Regions from separate parts of the Mus musculus genome. Here regions 2 and 3 are each linked to region 1. The links are chromatin loops, found by intact Hi-C in ENCODE. Cell type or tissue: heart. All regions are shown on one strand.

The links. Hi-C counts contacts between places; a loop is a spot of excess contacts. Peaks named below come from ENCODE experiments on the same cell type or tissue, not always from the same donor. Only the 100,000 strongest peaks of a DNase experiment are listed, where the experiment ranks them.
Region 2: it touches region 1 in a loop (3-fold over the local background); 3 of 42 quality-filtered maps call a loop at or near these places.
Region 3: a loop joins it to region 1, with 5 times the contacts of the local background. A loop is called at or near these places in 19 of 42 quality-filtered maps.

Annotation. Positions count from the first base shown.
Region 1 is chr13:23,696,414-23,698,913 of GRCm38, forward strand. It overlaps H1f6 (H1.6 linker histone, cluster member), which reads left to right. Exons shown (of 1, transcript NM_010377.3): 1 at 1-132. The coding sequence ends at 82. H4c3 (H4 clustered histone 3) reads right to left here and starts at 2,045. Exons shown (of 1, transcript NM_178208.2): 1 at 1,671-2,045. The coding sequence starts at 2,036. The coding sequence ends at 1,725. In heart, a CTCF peak has its summit at 1,169 (motif pointing left); DNase peaks (open chromatin) are centred at 1,168 and 2,088; H3K4me3 peaks cover 1,479 bases; H3K27ac peaks cover 1,663 bases.
Region 2 is chr13:23,533,890-23,536,389 of GRCm38, forward strand. It overlaps H2ac10 (H2A clustered histone 10), which reads left to right. Exons shown (of 1, transcript NM_175661.3): 1 at 1-489. The coding sequence starts at 22. The coding sequence ends at 414. H3c8 (H3 clustered histone 8) reads left to right here and starts at 1,529. Exons shown (of 1, transcript NM_145073.2): 1 at 1,529-2,020. The coding sequence starts at 1,557. The coding sequence ends at 1,967. In heart, CTCF peaks have their summits at 316 and 1,413; DNase peaks (open chromatin) are centred at 302 and 1,382; H3K4me3 peaks cover 2,308 bases; H3K27ac peaks cover 2,207 bases.
Region 3 is chr13:22,042,979-22,045,478 of GRCm38, forward strand. H2bc11 (H2B clustered histone 11) reads left to right here and starts at 220. Exons shown (of 1, transcript NM_178198.3): 1 at 220-680. The coding sequence starts at 252. The coding sequence ends at 632. In heart, a CTCF peak has its summit at 1,349 (motif pointing left); a DNase peak (open chromatin) is centred at 53; H3K4me3 peaks cover 1,399 bases; H3K27ac peaks cover 1,125 bases.

The sequences.
Region 1 (2,500 bases):
CAGGGCAGCAAACCCCAATTCTGGGAAGGCAAAAATGGTCATGCAGAAGACCGATCTGAGGAAGGCAGCAGGGAGGAAGTGAGTTTCAAAGCCAGTTTTCAAAAACCCAAAGGCTCTTTTAAGAGCCACTTACATACTTCTTAAAATGGCCAAACACTTTGAACCAAAGTTAAGGTGGGCAGTTACTTCAGGTCGACCTGTCGTTGAAACCCTAGAGTAGAATCCTAGGGTCCCTATGTGTAGAATATTTCCAAATTTGGTTGTGTATTTGTGGCTTTACGCCAGAATAAAGGTCACCATTGAAACACACAATGTCTTTTATTCTAGAATAAAAGTCACCATTGAAATACACAATGGATGTATTTCATTCTAGAAACACCCTCATATCAAAGGAGATAGAGATAACGCCAGTAGGAGCTTCCACTCTGAAAAAATACTGAACTTACTCTTTCAAACAGCAGTAACTGGCATCCAGGCTTTCAAAGGACCACTATGAACCCAGATATTCAGTGCTTAAGCTAGAGGTTATATTTATTTTTCTTGAGTTGTATTTTTAGGATTTCCTCAGTGATGGATAAAAAAATAAAGCAAGCAGTTAGCAAAAAAACAGAACAACAACAACAACAACAACAACAACAAAACCCTAAAGTTTTTGCAGTTGTGCGATGTGTCAACAAAGATCTAATTTTGTTCTACTTTTAGAAAATAGTTCAATACTATTGATCTAACAGTTATTTTTGAAATGTTTTATGTATTTTATGAGAATAGCATGTAGGCTTCAGGAGAATGACAAAAACCATATTAAAAATTAAGGACTTCTTTATGAAAATGTTAGGGTTTGAGTTCAATGCCCCAACATAACAAAAAAAAGCACTGGGGAAGTCTGGGCTGAAGAACATAAACAAAACAAACAAAAAACAAAAATAACTCATCTTTTAAAGTGATCAAGTTTTATGGAGTGCCACAAATATTAAATTCACATTAAACTATTTTAGGCATTGGTATGAGGAATGACAAAAGATCATAGTAAGGTGGCTTGAGAGATTGTTCAGTCAAGAACACTTAATGCTTTAAAAGAAGTTTGTATATCAGAATACACAACAGCTGGCTCACAACAGCTTCTGACTCCAACTTCCTGGAAATAACGCCGCCCTCTTGTGGCAGATGGCAAACATGGCACACCCACAAGAATTTAAATTATCAAGCCACTGCACAACTAAACTGTATATAAACATACCATTAGGTGGTCCCTAATATAGATTATGTGTACTTAGGCCTTATTAATGGTATACAATTAATAACAGCTAAGCGTCTTCAGTTTCTGTAGTAATCAGCCTTTGCCTTGCTTAGATACAATGGTTCCTGCTCTCTCCTGAGCTTCTAGATGGCTCCAGAAGGGAATAAGCTCTTAAATGACCGGTATCAAAAGTGGATTGAGAAGTGACACGATCAGTGGAAAACCTTCAAATAATTCTAAAACAGTTCGTTCAGTATTAACTTCTGACAGTTCAAAATTATGGGCTTGTTATATTACCCAGTTAAACCTACAGGGTATATTCGGCTGCATGGCATAATTACTACCCACCACATAAGTATAGGACAGAATAACACTTAAACTACCTAGCAGGCTCGATTAAAGCTTCGGTAAGTGAACAACTCCTAGGAATTTGTGGGTGGCCCTGAAAAGGGCCTTTTGTTGACAGTGGAAATCGTTTGTTAGTCGATTAACCGCCGAATCCGTAGAGAGTGCGGCCCTGGCGCTTGAGCGCGTAGACCACGTCCATGGCGGTGACGGTCTTGCGCTTGGCGTGCTCCGTGTAGGTGACGGCGTCGCGGATCACGTTCTCCAGGAACACCTTCAGCACACCGCGGGTCTCCTCGTAGATGAGGCCGGAGATGCGCTTCACTCCCCCGCGCCGGGCCAGGCGGCGGATGGCGGGCTTGGTAATGCCCTGGATGTTATCACGGAGAACCTTACGGTGGCGCTTAGCGCCGCCTTTCCCAAGGCCTTTACCACCCTTACCACGTCCAGACATGGTTATGACAGCAGGGAGACAGCAATCGTCCCTTTAAATAGGCCTTCTGCGGACCTGGTTGAAAACTAGAGCGTTAGGCGGGGTTTCCGAATCCGGGTCTTGGAAGGGGGTGGAGAAAAAAGGATGCGTCATTGGAATCTGAATGTTTTCATTGGCTAGCAAGCCCCAGCTATTCTTTGCATGCGGTGTCTCTTAAAGACCACATTTAAATCCTGCAGAAAAACTTCATTCCCTCCTCCCCACCCCGACCCCATTCTTTCTCATGAAAGAAAGGCTTATTGGGGCCATTCCACAAAGCAGACATCCCCATTTCTCGTTTGCTTTTATTTCTGTCTTGTATTAAATTAGTTGATGGTTTCTTTGTGAGGACTCAGGTTAGATGTCCAAAACAGAGGTAAAATATGCCAAGACTGTCCCATGTCAGTAAAGTTTAATCTATTCCCGGCAGTTTTGTTTGGGTAGAC
Region 2 (2,500 bases), 160 kb before region 1:
CCTGACAGCAAGGTACCTACAATGTCTGGACGCGGCAAACAGGGTGGCAAGGCTCGCGCCAAGGCCAAGACCCGCTCCTCCCGGGCCGGCCTGCAGTTCCCCGTGGGCCGCGTGCACCGGCTGCTCCGCAAGGGCAACTACTCGGAGCGCGTGGGCGCCGGCGCCCCGGTGTACCTGGCGGCCGTGCTGGAGTACCTGACGGCCGAGATCCTGGAGCTGGCGGGCAACGCGGCCCGCGACAACAAGAAGACGCGCATCATCCCGCGCCACCTGCAGCTGGCCATCCGCAACGACGAGGAGCTCAACAAGCTGTTGGGCCGCGTGACCATCGCGCAGGGCGGCGTCCTGCCCAACATCCAGGCCGTGCTGCTGCCCAAGAAGACCGAGAGCCACCATAAGCCCAAGGGAAAGTAAGCCAGTGAGCTAAGTTTTTTTTTTTTTTTTTTTTTTTTTTTAAACAAAACCCAAAGGCTCTTTTCAGAGCCACCACTTCTTCATATAAGAGTCTAGTAACATGGTTAATTTAGCTTGTGGAAAAACCTATATTAATGTTTCAAGCACAAAACCATAATTCTGGTAGGCTGAGGTAATTCTTAGGCAACTGCTTTGTCTTCCTCACGCAGAGAAATATTGGATGTAGCATAAACATAGATTTACACGTTGCACAAAACTTTTGGTCTTGCAGTCCTCTACATCTTCGTATTGCTCCGGAGAGGCAGCAGACATTCGGGGTTGGGAGAAAATACAAAGGGTCTTACGGAAATTGTTAGGCAAGTCTTTACAAAGTCGCAAGATTCAGGATACTTGACCTGTGGTTCCTGTTACATTACTGCTTGCTTTGTGTCACTTTAAACACTCCTGGAGCAAAGACGTAGTTCGGCTTGAGTCAAGGAAAAAGGACCTAGGTGCATATTTTACATATAGCAAACCTGGTCTCTTTTTCTTCCTCCTTGGTTGCCACCTCTTGATTTGACCTGTCTCAGACCTTGGGGCCAGGGAACTCACCCAAGAGCAGTTTCCCAATAAACCTCCCTTTGATATATTCAAATCTGGTTTGGATTGGCTCATTTCACCGGCTGAGAAATAACGTATCATGTGCAGTCTAGGCACAAGAAGCGGGAAAATAAAACCAAAGGCGGGTAGAGAACATATTTTCCAGAGTGGTTTGTGGATATCTAGGGTCATGAGATTTCAAATTCAAGATTTCTTTGCCTCAAATTCTTTAAGCGACTCGATACAAGGATGGAAACATAAATTTAAGAAAGCTCGGGTGTGCCAGACTAAAACATGAGTGTAGCAGTCTGTACTAGCAGGAGACTGTGTGCAGGAGTTAACCAATCGGGTGTGCAGGAGTTAACCAATCACCACTTGAATTCCTCAGCCAATAGTACTACTGCGCGGGACACTTGAAAAGCAGACACGCCTATCAGGATGCTTCTCGGTGGGAAGGAGGGGTACGAGCGCGGGTACGTGTGTTGCGCGTGTGCGAACGCAAGCGTACTTAAAGGCCAAAGTGCGCTACTTAGGTATCTCACTTTTCCCTACGGTTACTTGCCATGGCTCGTACTAAGCAGACCGCTCGCAAGTCTACCGGCGGCAAGGCCCCGCGCAAGCAGCTGGCCACCAAGGCCGCCCGCAAGAGCGCCCCGGCCACCGGCGGCGTGAAGAAGCCTCACCGCTACCGTCCCGGCACTGTGGCGCTGCGCGAGATCCGGCGCTACCAGAAGTCGACCGAGCTGCTGATCCGCAAGCTGCCGTTCCAGCGCCTGGTGCGCGAGATCGCGCAGGACTTCAAGACCGACCTGCGCTTCCAGAGCTCGGCCGTCATGGCTCTGCAGGAGGCCTGTGAGGCCTACCTCGTGGGTCTGTTTGAGGACACCAACCTGTGCGCCATCCACGCCAAGCGTGTCACCATCATGCCCAAGGACATCCAGCTGGCCCGTCGCATCCGCGGGGAGAGGGCTTAAGGGTTTCTGTTAATCCACACAACCACTTTAAAGGCTCTTCTTAGAGCCACCCATCTTCCAAAAAAAGAACTGTAGCGCTTTTTCCAACTTGTGGGTATTAATCAGTTTCATTTGTGAAAGTGCTAGGTCTCCTTTCATCACACCGATCTATTATAAGCAAGCAATATTTTGGTAAGTGATATCTTTACCCTTTTTCATGGAAATTGTACTCTTAGTTAGCAAAGCATAAAGATTGGAAAACTTTGCATGGTTACAGTAATTTGGGCATTTACCGAATTTAAAAATAAAATTATTAGTTGCAGATGTTTACTTTGGAATTGTGAACTTTCTGAAGGACAGAACCACTAATATTGTAACTCAGAAAAATTAACTGATCTTCCAGTCTTGAAAGGGTTACAGGGATTTACCATTCACTTTATAGCGTGCTTAGTCTCCTCCCTACCCACTAATAGACCTCCCCCACCCTCTTTTTAAGTGGACTCATAGCTTAGGCTGGTCTGCAACTTTCTTTGTAGATCAGGATGATCTGTATT
Region 3 (2,500 bases), 1.7 Mb before region 1:
GCTTGGTCCTTATAGTTTTCTCTGGGCGCGAAAAGGAACGTTCGGGATTGGCTGCGTTCTTTTCATCTAGACCAATGGAAAGCGATTATAGCAACAAGTATTTTGATTGGGCCAAAGCCTATATGACGTCATCAAACCAATCACCCAATCATCATTTTGCTTTCCTAAGCTTTATTTGAATAAGGCCTCTTTAAAAGGGAAGAGCCGATCAGCTTCTGTGGTATAGCTCTACGTAGAGGTCCTGCTTCACTATGCCTGAGCCTGCGAAGTCCGCTCCCGCCCCGAAGAAGGGCTCCAAGAAGGCCGTCACCAAGGCCCAGAAGAAGGACGGCAAGAAGCGCAAGCGCAGCCGCAAGGAGAGCTACTCGGTGTACGTCTACAAGGTGCTGAAGCAAGTGCACCCCGACACCGGTATCTCCTCCAAGGCCATGGGCATCATGAACTCGTTCGTGAACGACATCTTCGAGCGCATCGCGAGCGAGGCGTCCCGCCTGGCGCATTACAACAAGCGCTCGACCATCACGTCCCGGGAGATCCAGACGGCCGTGCGCCTGCTGCTGCCCGGGGAGCTGGCCAAGCACGCGGTGTCGGAGGGCACCAAGGCCGTCACCAAGTACACCAGCTCCAAGTGAGCGCTCCAGGCTGACACCAAATCCAAAGGCTCTTTTCAGAGCCACGCACAATTTTTAAAGAGAGCTGCTGCATGTCTACTGCTAACTTATGTTTTTGGCGTTTGACCACAGCCAGGTTGGTATCTGAATACTGGTATACAGGGTAGTTACTTTGCATTACAGTAATTTTTTTTTTTGTCCTTTAATTTTAGTTGGTAGTTGTTACCCCTAGACCATTAAACATAGTACTCTATTCCTGAGAAGGATATGCCTGTACTATCCATAAACTGAACAGGAAGCTCAATGAATTTTCAGATGCTATTAGGATTTCATATAACTCAACTGAGTGTCTTTAGACTCCTAATTCAGTAAGCCATTAGTAACGACTATAGGAAGTGGATGGTAATTGCTGAAGAATGTAATGGATACTTGGATACCACATTTTTTCATCAGTTATACTTCAATTTGTCTCCCCGAGCCAAACCTACCCCTTTAAAGTGGAATAGATCCAGTCTCAGTAATGAACAGCTTCTCTTTTTGTCAATAAGCACATTTCTAAATAATCTAAATAACTGCTCAATGTTCTAGGTTAAGTCCAGCAGTGTAGTCTCAAATCTTGTAGCTCAGTGTCTGGGTATCACAAAAAGGAGAGCTAAAAGGAACTGTTGGCTCCAGGGAAGAGTTGTCAGATTTTTCCATTTAGTTGAAGATTAGTTGAAAAGATATGTCTCCATCTTGTGGCCATTTAGGATAACACAGTTTGGATTAGCTAGAGTCTAACTGCATATGTCAGAGTCTTCCCAGCAGACTCCAATGTCTCTTGTCCTTTACTTACTTGGTGATGGAATATATGTCATTTAGGGTTTTCAACTTCTATACTAAACTCTAGTCAGACTTCCAGGTTAGGCACAACCTTGGTTAAAAAAAGACTTGAACAAACAATGACTCTGAGTTCAAGGCCCTATCCCCAGGATAACCCTAACACCTTCAAATGACATCTTGGGGAAACTCAACCAAAGGTGGAGTCAGTCTCTCAACCTGTCTATCTGTGAGTTTAGGGCTCCTTTCTTTCAGGTGGACAACTTAGGCATGTACCCATGTACAACCTGTAAAGACAAGCATCAGGGCTCTTCTTAGCCTGCTTTATGGATTCAAATGACTGCGGTTAAAGCTGTTTCTAATGTGGTTCTGCCTGTTGCTTTTCTCATTAGCTTCTTGGAAGGAACCCCTTTCTATTTATGAGTAATGTGACCAAAATACGCTAGTAGTTTATTAGTACACTAATTACCTGATCTTGGAAGGGACCCTACAGCATGGCTGCTGCATCTTCTTTGAAGAAAAGCCCGATTCTTCTCTTTGAGAGGAAGGACGGACAGTGGTTCCTGTGTTTGGGATCACTGTGGGGCGGACACATAGTTATTCTCTTTTATAATTGGGGCCTTCACTCTGTCTGGAAGGACTTCTGAGTCCTGACAACAGAAACTCATCTTAAGAACAATGTCTTCTTTGACATCTTGTCATCTATGCGCCCCACTGATATCACAGTTTTTATCCCAAGATCTGGGATTTGGCATACTGTTCTTTCCTTGTTCATTTGCTCACTGGCTCAACTTACCCACTCTTTCCATTAGAAGTTAGATACCTTGGGAGTTGGATTTGGTGGATGGCATATTTTGAAATGGAGTTAGAACATTTTGATCACTTAAGTTCTCTAGGTTCTAGAGGTGTCTGGCACTGTGTATTTGTGCTAGCTAGTTTTATGTTAACTTAGCAGAAGCTAGAGTCAACGGAGAGGAGGGAGCCTCCAATGAGAATATACTTCCATAAGACTGGGCTGTAGGCAAGCCTGTAGGACATTTTCTTAACCAGTGACTGATGTGGGAGGACTG